Regions from separate parts of the Homo sapiens genome. Here regions 1 and 3 are each linked to region 2. The links are chromatin contacts, found by Hi-C or POLR2A ChIA-PET in ENCODE. All regions are on one chromosome and are shown on one strand. Each heading gives the region's core, a stretch centred on a gene start or an enhancer-like site at or near the end of the contact. The rest is flanking DNA. Distances are from core to core; before and after follow the strand shown.

Region 1 (2,700 bases), core at 116-2,615, 860 kb before region 2:
CAAGAACCTTAGCACACATACATTTCTATTTATATGCACATAAGTATGCAGATGACATTTGTTTTCTTTTTCAGCTTTTTCACATTTTGCATGAAATATGCCCTCACAAAACAAGTTGCTGTAGCAACAACAAGTACACAAATACTTGCATGTGTTAAATTAATAAGGCGATATTGGAAGCTGACTTTCCATCAAGACAGGAACAAGCTTCGGTTCCCATTGTTTTCCCTAGGAAATTACTGAGTGGCATTAAAAAAAAAAACAATGCATCATTAACTGTCGATATGAACGTCCACATTGGAGCTTCCTGTGAGATCCGTTGTCTGCCAGAAAGCTTAAAAACAAGTCAAGGAGCCTGTTAGTGAGAAGGAGCGTGAAGGAAGTCCCAATGTGAAGGTTTGCACACAGCCATATCCTGCTCAAAAAGCCACTTCATATCCTGAGCTACTAAAATTTCCTCATTGTCAGTGGCAGAGTTAATCACACTATGAAATTTGCCTGCCCTGCCTTTTTTTCCAGATTATTCCATTCTTTATTCTGTGTCCCAGAGCTGCTGATCTTATTATTAATTTTACCTTTTTCCTTTCTTTGTTTCTGGTTAATCATTCTAGGATGCAAAATACAGACTCCGTGTATCAGTGGTGCGATCAAAATCTTCCTCTTCAAGCACATCATTAGAACCCAGGCCATTAAGCTCATTGAAACTGAGTTTCTTTTCCTATAAAATAAAAATAACGTAGCCTTCACTCCATTCAGGCTCTCTCAATCTGTGATCTATGAATCTCAGAGAAATGCAGTTTCAGTTTTTCCTTTTCATTTCCGCAAACTAAGTACACAGTGTACTGCATCTTCTAGGGAGACGTTCTCAAAGATCCTGAACGTAGCCATTGACACGCAAAGCAGAATTTAATTCGTTAATTATTTCAATGTTTTATTAATGATAGTGTTCACCACACTGTAAACAGATTTATCCTTCCAGCTTTAATTAAAGCTCTTGGGAGTGCTTTCCTCAAAATAACTGTGACTTTTCTCTGATTAAAATGCCAGGAGACAAAAAAAAAAAAAAAAAAAAAAAACAAGAGACATAATACCTGGGTGGGATATGAACTTTGTTGTTCAAAGAAACAAAAATAGCACCAGGATTACCACACTCCCTAGTGACTTTTGAAATTAAATTACTTGACAAACCAACTCGGGCTGAAACTACTCTTCTCCAAATTTGGGGACTTTTTCTCTTGTGGAAAAAAATTGTGGTACTAGAGTATTTATGCCTTCACTTATTCTGGAGGAGCAGAGAATGGTTGACTTCTAAACCACATCCTGTTTGGGTTGGTAAATCAGCCCTCTTGTGGATTAGTCACACAGAAGGAAACCTAAAGGAAGACAGTCTGTACCTATAAGACCACATCAGCAAACCCTTGAGGCAAGAGCCTCTTCTTTCTCCACTCCATTTTCTAGTGCAGATATTAATTCTCAGGTATGAGAAGAAGGAAAGTTCCAGAAGAGAAGGACTGGAGCCAACCTGCTGAAGAAGCTTGTTTTCATGTTTTCCTTTTGCCTTATATGTATTTCTCAAATAATATTAACGTCTTCCCCATTTTCTCTCTGAAGGACCATTAATGAAAGCCCTTAGTGTGGTAGGGAGATGGGCTGAATGGAATTGAAACACACACAGTCATGTTTAGTCCTTTGAGACAATAGTGTCAAAAGAAAGTAAATGCCCTTCTTCTAAGTTCAACATGAGAAACTGGTCCAATCTAAATGGCCTTTAGGGTTGCTTGAAAGATTTTTAAATTAATTGTGACACATACTCTAACAACGAAATCTTATGTTTCCATAGCGCTCTTCCCTTATAAAAGCACTTTTTTCTTGAGACAGAGTCTCGCTCTGTTGCCCAGGCTGGAGTGCAGTGGCACGATCTTGGCTCGCTGCAACCTCCACCTCCTGGGTTCAAGCGATTCTCCTGCCTCAGCCTCCTGAGTAGCTGGGATTACAGGCGTGTGCCACCAAGCCCAGGTAATTTTTGTATTTTTAGTAGAGATGGCGTGTCATCCCATGTTGGCCAGGCTGGTCTTGAACTCATGGCCTCAAGTGATCTGCTTGCCTCAGCCTCCCAAAGTGCTGGGATTACAGACATGAGCCACCACGCCTGGCCAAAAGCACTTTTTATATACGTCCTATTTTAGTCTTACAAAGTGAGGTCAGTTGACCAGAGATTTTTACCCCCATCTTCACATGAGAAAACTGAGGCCCAGTGGGGTTAAATGGTTCACCAAAGTCCTGACTCCGGAGAAAGATATAACTTGTGAGAAATCACGGTCTTACACAATGGACGTGGATATCCTTCCTCAGACTCAGGAAGCAAGACAGCAGGCACAGAAGGAGAAGTCAAACCGTGGCCAGCGCGTGCATTGCCACTTGCCTCTGGATGTGACACCCAGCCAGGGTGCAGGTGAGGCTTGCAAAGCTCTCTGGCCACTCTGATTATGTTTTTCACTGCATGCTCTTGCGACTGAGGTATGCTGGAGAGATACTCTCATGCCAGCTATTCGGAGAAACATAACTAATCCTGGCATCAGGCCTAATGGGCCACAGACGAGGCTGTCAGACACAGTCAGGTTTGCCACCCTCGGCCCCAGGGTCCTTCCTTCAGTCCTCCAAGGTTTCCCATCCATACACTTCACCAACATCCCATCCAGA
Region 2 (2,700 bases), core at 171-2,670:
GGTGTGGTGGCACGTGCCTGTGGTCCCAGTTACCCGGGGAGGCTGAAACAAGGGGATCTCTTGAGCCCAGGAGGCAGAGGTTGCAGTGAGCCAAGATCATGCCACTGCACTCCAGCCTGGGTGACAGAGCAAGAACCTGCCTCAAAAATAAATAAAAAATAAATAAATAAAATAATAAAAAATAGCTTTAATTAAGGGATAACATACATATAATAAAATATATTTGGTGTACTAATCTTGATGTACAGTTCAATCTTTTTATATATGTGATATGTGTACATATGTGATACATACATACATATTTCATGTATATGTAACTGCAACCCAGATAAAGACAGAAGATTTCTTGCAACCCAAAAAGGCCCCTTGTCCTTGCTTTCAGTCTGATACTACACAGCAGCTTAAAAGTAGCTGATTTTTACAAATAAAATACTTTGAAGATTACTCACACTAATTTTATTAGAAATTGCATTTAGTTGTGAATAGGCCCGTAAAAGAAAGATTTACATGGAGTACTATGCAGCCATAAAAAAGACAAAATCATGTCCTTTGCAGCAACATGGATGGAGCTGGAGGCCATTATCCTAAGTGAACGAACTCAGAAAATCAAATACTGCGTATTCTCACTTACAAGTGGAGCTAAACAATGGATATGTATGGACTTTAAAAGATAGGCATAATAGACACTGGGAACTCCAAAAGACTGGAGGCTGGGATATGGGTGAGGGTTGAAAAACTACCTACTGGGTACAATGTTCACTGTTTGGGCGATGGGTACACTAGAAGCCCAATCTCCATTATTATGCAATATGGCCATGTAACAAACATGGACACGTGCCCCCTGAATCAATAGGCTGGGTGCAGTGACTCATGCCTGTAATCCTAGCACTTTGGGAGGCCAAGGCGGGTGGATCACTTGAGGCCAGGAGTTTGAGACCAGCCTGACCAACATGATGAAACCCTGTCTCTACTAAAAATACAAGAAAAAAATTAGCTGGGCCTGGTGGAGTGCACCTGTAATCCCAGCTACTCGGGAGACTGAAGTACGAGAACTACTTAAACCAGGGAGGTGGAGGTTGAAGGGAGCCAAGATCGCACCATTGCACTCCAGCCTAGGTGATAGAGGGAGACTCTGTCTCAAAAATAAAATAAAATAGAATAGAATAAAATAAAATAAAATAAATAACAAAGGTTTAAACGAAGTAGCTGTTTTCTTTTTCTCTCGTGTAAAAAGCAGGTCTAGAGGCAGGACCTCAGTGGCTGGTGTGAAAGCTCCACAGAACCCAGCTTTCTTCTTTCTGTTCAGCTACCCTTAGCACTAAAGAGCTCCCTTTGGTTGACACAATGGAACACCGGACTCCACCCAGGTGTGGTGACCATCCTCCAAGCCTGAAGAAGGGCAAAGGTAAGAAGCACAAGGCAGCAGCCACTGAGTCAGCCCCCTATAAATGCTTTCTTGGAAGCCCAACCAATGGCTTCTGCTTACATCTCACTGGTTAAAACAGTGTCATGCAAAACAGTTTTGGGTGGCACACCCAAAATGAAATGGGATTTTATGAATAAGAAAGGGAGGAGGGATGTTGGTTAGTTAATGAGTAGTCTCCGCCACACCAGCGGCCACAAACTACTCACGTGAATGACCTTTCTTGAAAATGCCATGTTGCATGATTTTAGATTGCAATGGATCAAAGCAATCTAAAATCGTGCCACAACAGGTAATGAGTTCTGAAATAAAGACTCTTAAGATCTTGGCTAAAGACATTCAAACATTTGGAAATAAAAAGTCTGATGAAGTACTGCTTTAAAATTTGATTGCAAAAAAATGTAAAACTTTTCACTATTCTTAAGAGGAAAAATATAGGGAAATCATAAAGAGTAAAATTTATAGCATTTGCACAAGGCTGCACAAAATTTAATAATATTGTATGCGTTCATTTATTAGGGCCCACAAATGGAAATCTGACTATTTCCAAATGGTAACTGTTTCTAATCATTAGGATTGTGAGTTCTGATTTAAACAAAGAATAAAATTTTAACTATCTGAATGACACAAAATCTATAGCTCCACAATTTCATATCCACAGTTATGAATTCCCAAAACTTTTGAAAACTGAAAGCTTTTTTTGCGAATTGCAGCATCCTCTTAGGTGGCAAAAGCTGACCTGATGCCAGGTGCGGTGACTCACGCCTGTAATCCTAGCACTTTCTGAGGCCAAGGTGGGCAGATCGCTTAAGCCCAAGAGTTCAAGACCAGCCCAGGCAACAGGCGGAAACCTCATCTTTACAAAAAATACAAAAATTAACAAGGCGTGCTGGCACACCTGTAGTCCAAGCTACTCGGGAGGCTGAGGTGAGAGGATCACCTGAGCCTGGGAGGTCGAGCCTACTGTGAGTGGTGATCGTGCCACTGTACTCCAGCTTGGGTGACAGAGTGAGACTCTGTCTTAAAAAATAATAATAAAAAAAGCTGACCCAAACTGATGTGGGGATTCTTATAGTCTTTACTCCATTTAATGTGATTGTAATATTTAGCACAAAAATATTACGGCCTTTGATTATAGCGTGCTGCATGATGTTATTTTTTTTAACTCAGAAAATTAATCTGAATTCCAAAACAGATCTATCTCCACCTCCAGTTCTGTGAGGTAAAGATTTTACAAACTACACTACCTAATTAGTTCACGATTTGATTTGTTTGGA
Region 3 (2,700 bases), core at 168-2,667, 570 kb before region 2:
ATTCTGATGAATTCTGAACAATGGTAAAACCGATACCTTTAAAATTCAAGAATGTTGAGTTCTAATGGCAGTTTGACCATTGAGATATTAATATAGGAACATCATTTAGCCTCTTAAGCTTGAACATCCATTAAGTGGGAAAAATAGTGCTCATTTCCTAGAGGTCTTCAGATTGGCTAATCAAGTTTTGATTTTGCTGGTAAGTAATGAGCAAATTTTCTTAGATGTGATCGCTTCATTTTCTCTTATATTGATTGGCAGCAGCCAAATGGGCATTCCAGTCCCTAATCTCCTGCAAGAGAAACACTTCTATTTCATAAATCTGGTAATTTTTGAGCTCTTTTCCCAACAGGGTGCTGCAGCTCACCAAGCGGAACCCACAGCATTTTCTGCTACCAGGATAGCAGCTTGCCAGTAGCATATACTAAATTACTGGGTTTCAGTATGATTTTGGCTGGTACAGACTTCAATCATCGAATCGACATGCGTTCAGCCATTCTCATAATGAATGTTTCCTTCTCTTTCAAACGTTGTTTCCAGCCCCAATCTCCAAATTTTTTTTTTTTAAGAGGTGAAACAGAAACTGTACTCCTTAGGAAGAAACTTTTCCTTCTCATCCCTGTTCCCCATAAAGGTACCTCCAGATAAATCTATCAAAAGCAGGACGCAACTCACCAGGTTTTCTAAAACGTTCCCCAGTCTCACCACCCTTCGTGACACCCATGGGTTTCCCAATTCTTCACCTTTCTCTTAGACACAGGCAAGCACATTATCACTCCAGAAAAGCAGTCCTGGCTTAGCCAGTTCCCTTCCAGAAGGACCACGTGGTTTTTGGCCCCATGGAGCCCTGCAGGGTAGGGGGGCTCACGGTCCCGATTTGCCTCGGGACTCAGGGGGCTTCCGAGATGCAGGATCTCCCGGGCTCGAAACGGGACATCAGTGGACAAACGGGAGCGAGGGTCGAACGCGCGGCTCCGAGGAAGAGGAACTTAAAGAACACGGGCCCAGCAGGCTACACCAGGAACGCGCGGGGCTCTAGGGCGCGTCCGACTCCTCCCGCCCTTCGCAGAGGAGGAAACTGAGGCACGGCGACTGTCTCAACGCAGTCCCGGCCCTGCCCCCCGCGGCCTCCCTCAGGCGCGCTCCCGCGCAGCCGGTTCCTTTGTCCCGGTCGCACTTCCTGCCCCATCCTCCGCCTCCTCCTAGCCCCGGGCCGGGCTGACGCGGCGGGAGAGGAATGCGTTTCCGGAGGGAGAGGGCGGCGGCGGCCTCGGGAGCGGGATCAGACGCGCAGAGGAGGCGGGGCCGCGGCTGGTTTCCTGCCGGGGGGCGGCTCTGGGCCGCCGAGTCCCCTCCTCCCGCCCCTGAGGAGGAGGAGCCGCCGCCACCCGCCGCGCCCGACACCCGGGAGGCCCCGCCAGCCCGCGGGAGAGGCCCAGCGGGAGTCGCGGAACAGCAGGCCCGAGCCCACCGCGCCGGGCCCCGGACGCCGCGCGGAAAAGGTAGGGGCCGGCGGGCCTCGGGTGTGGGAGCGCGGGCCGCGGCCTCCGGTCTCCTGTGCGCGGCAGCACTTAAAGCCGCCGGCCGGGCCGCGCCGGGACCTTTGTGCCGGGCGTGGGGGTGGGGGCGGGGGCGGGGGCGGGGGCGGCCGCCAGCGGTTGGGGGCTGGGGCAGGATTCCAGGCTAGTCCAGGAGGAAGTCCGCACGCCGCCACCCGCCTCGGGTCCCCGGCGCTGGCAGCCCCCGGGCGCAGAGCCAGCCCAGCCGCGTTCCGAACGTGAGGGTCGCCGGCCTGGGCGCTGTCACGTCGGGGCTGCCGGAGCTGCGGGGGACCGGGCCCGAACGGCCCCTGACACCTGCGGTCTCCCGCCGGGCTGGGCAAGCGCAGGTGGGAGCCAGCGAGGCCACCCGGGGCTCGGCGTTTGGGACTCGGCGCTCCCCTGGACGGGTCCGGTGCCTTTGTCTCTCGCTCCCTCGCGAGCTGCTGTCCTTGGAGCAGCGTCGAGCCAGCCGTCGGCGCCCGCGACGGGGACTGGTCTCCTCCGGCTGCCAGGAGGCGGCCCTGGGGCCAGCGCCGCGGGCGGGGGCGGCGGGAGCCGGGTAGAAGTTGGCTTAGTGGAGCCGCTGGGGACCGGGGGTGCGGTGGCGGCAGTGCAGTCCACTTCCCCGTGTTTATAAACGTCAAGAGTCGCCGGTCCCTGCCGGGCACCCCGGGACCAGGACGCATGGCCATGGCCAGCTTGTGCTCAGACCCGGTCCGCGAGCCTGAGAGCCCGGCCTGTGTCTAGTATCATTTTACCGCGTGTCATTTCTTAGGCTTCATAAATTGGATTTATGAGACTCCTACTCTCTAAGTAACTTTTATTTAATCAAATTCGTGCTTTTGAGTCCAAAACTTTGCACTCATTGGTATGATCATTAGTAAGTTGCATTCTCTAAGCTTCCGTTTCCTCATCTGTGAAATAGGAACAGTAATATCTACATTAATAATTCATTTTTATAATAATGACAGTGAGGGCCAAGTTTAGCTCTAGGCATTTTACATGTATTATTTAATTCTGGAACCGCTCTAATGAGATTGGTACTGTTTCGATTCCCATTTTCCGAGTGAAGAAACTGAGGCACAGGGAGCAAAAGTAAGTTGCCTGTGGTCATCAGGAGCTCCTGGAGAAGGCATGGGGTCTAGTTCCAGAGTCCGCG

What was found. A loop is a pair of places that touch in the nucleus more often than their neighbours do. ChIA-PET counts read pairs that join two places held with the same protein, here RNA polymerase II (POLR2A). Pooled maps may share reads with other maps.
Region 1: a loop to region 2 is called in a pooled map, with 3 times the contacts of the local background. The contact joins two enhancer-like sites. A Hi-C loop is called at or near these places in 1 of 168 maps with a recorded cell type or tissue (naive thymus-derived CD4-positive, alpha-beta T cell) and 7 of 50 pooled maps. POLR2A ChIA-PET finds 5 or more read pairs at or near these places in 1 of 52 experiments (PC-3).
Region 3: a map of CD4-positive, alpha-beta T cell shows a loop between it and region 2 (1.9-fold over the local background). The contact joins the promoter of ITGB1 here to the enhancer-like site in region 2. A Hi-C loop is called at or near these places in 14 of 168 maps with a recorded cell type or tissue (B cell, CD4-positive, alpha-beta T cell, CD4-positive, alpha-beta memory T cell and 8 more), 32 of 37 single-sample maps with no recorded cell type and 31 of 50 pooled maps. POLR2A ChIA-PET finds 5 or more read pairs at or near these places in 8 of 52 experiments (CD4-positive, alpha-beta T cell, MCF 10A, OCI-LY7 and 3 more).

Annotation. Positions count from the first base shown.
Region 1 is chr10:33,247,461-33,250,160 of GRCh38, reverse strand. All of the region lies in intron 6 of NRP1 (neuropilin 1), which reads left to right. Among named protein-coding and RNA genes, the nearest start is that of NRP1, 86 kb to the left of the region's middle. Within about 2 kb of position 1,365, at least 6 of the 41 ENCODE cell types and tissues checked have a DNase peak (open chromatin) inside an H3K27ac peak, as active enhancers do; they include PC-3, where a contact is called at or near this core.
Region 2 is chr10:32,383,116-32,385,815 of GRCh38, reverse strand. No RefSeq gene overlaps it. Among named protein-coding and RNA genes, the nearest start is that of EPC1-AS1, 37 kb to the right of the region's middle. Within about 2 kb of position 1,420, at least 3 of the 41 ENCODE cell types and tissues checked have a DNase peak (open chromatin) inside an H3K27ac peak, as active enhancers do; they include PC-3, where a contact is called at or near this core.
Region 3 is chr10:32,956,947-32,959,646 of GRCh38, reverse strand. It overlaps ITGB1 (integrin subunit beta 1), which reads left to right and starts at 1,417. Exons shown (of 16, transcript NM_002211.4): 1 at 1,417-1,502. RefSeq lists an enhancer at 845-894 and silencers at 1,065-1,644, 1,715-2,164, 2,558-2,700.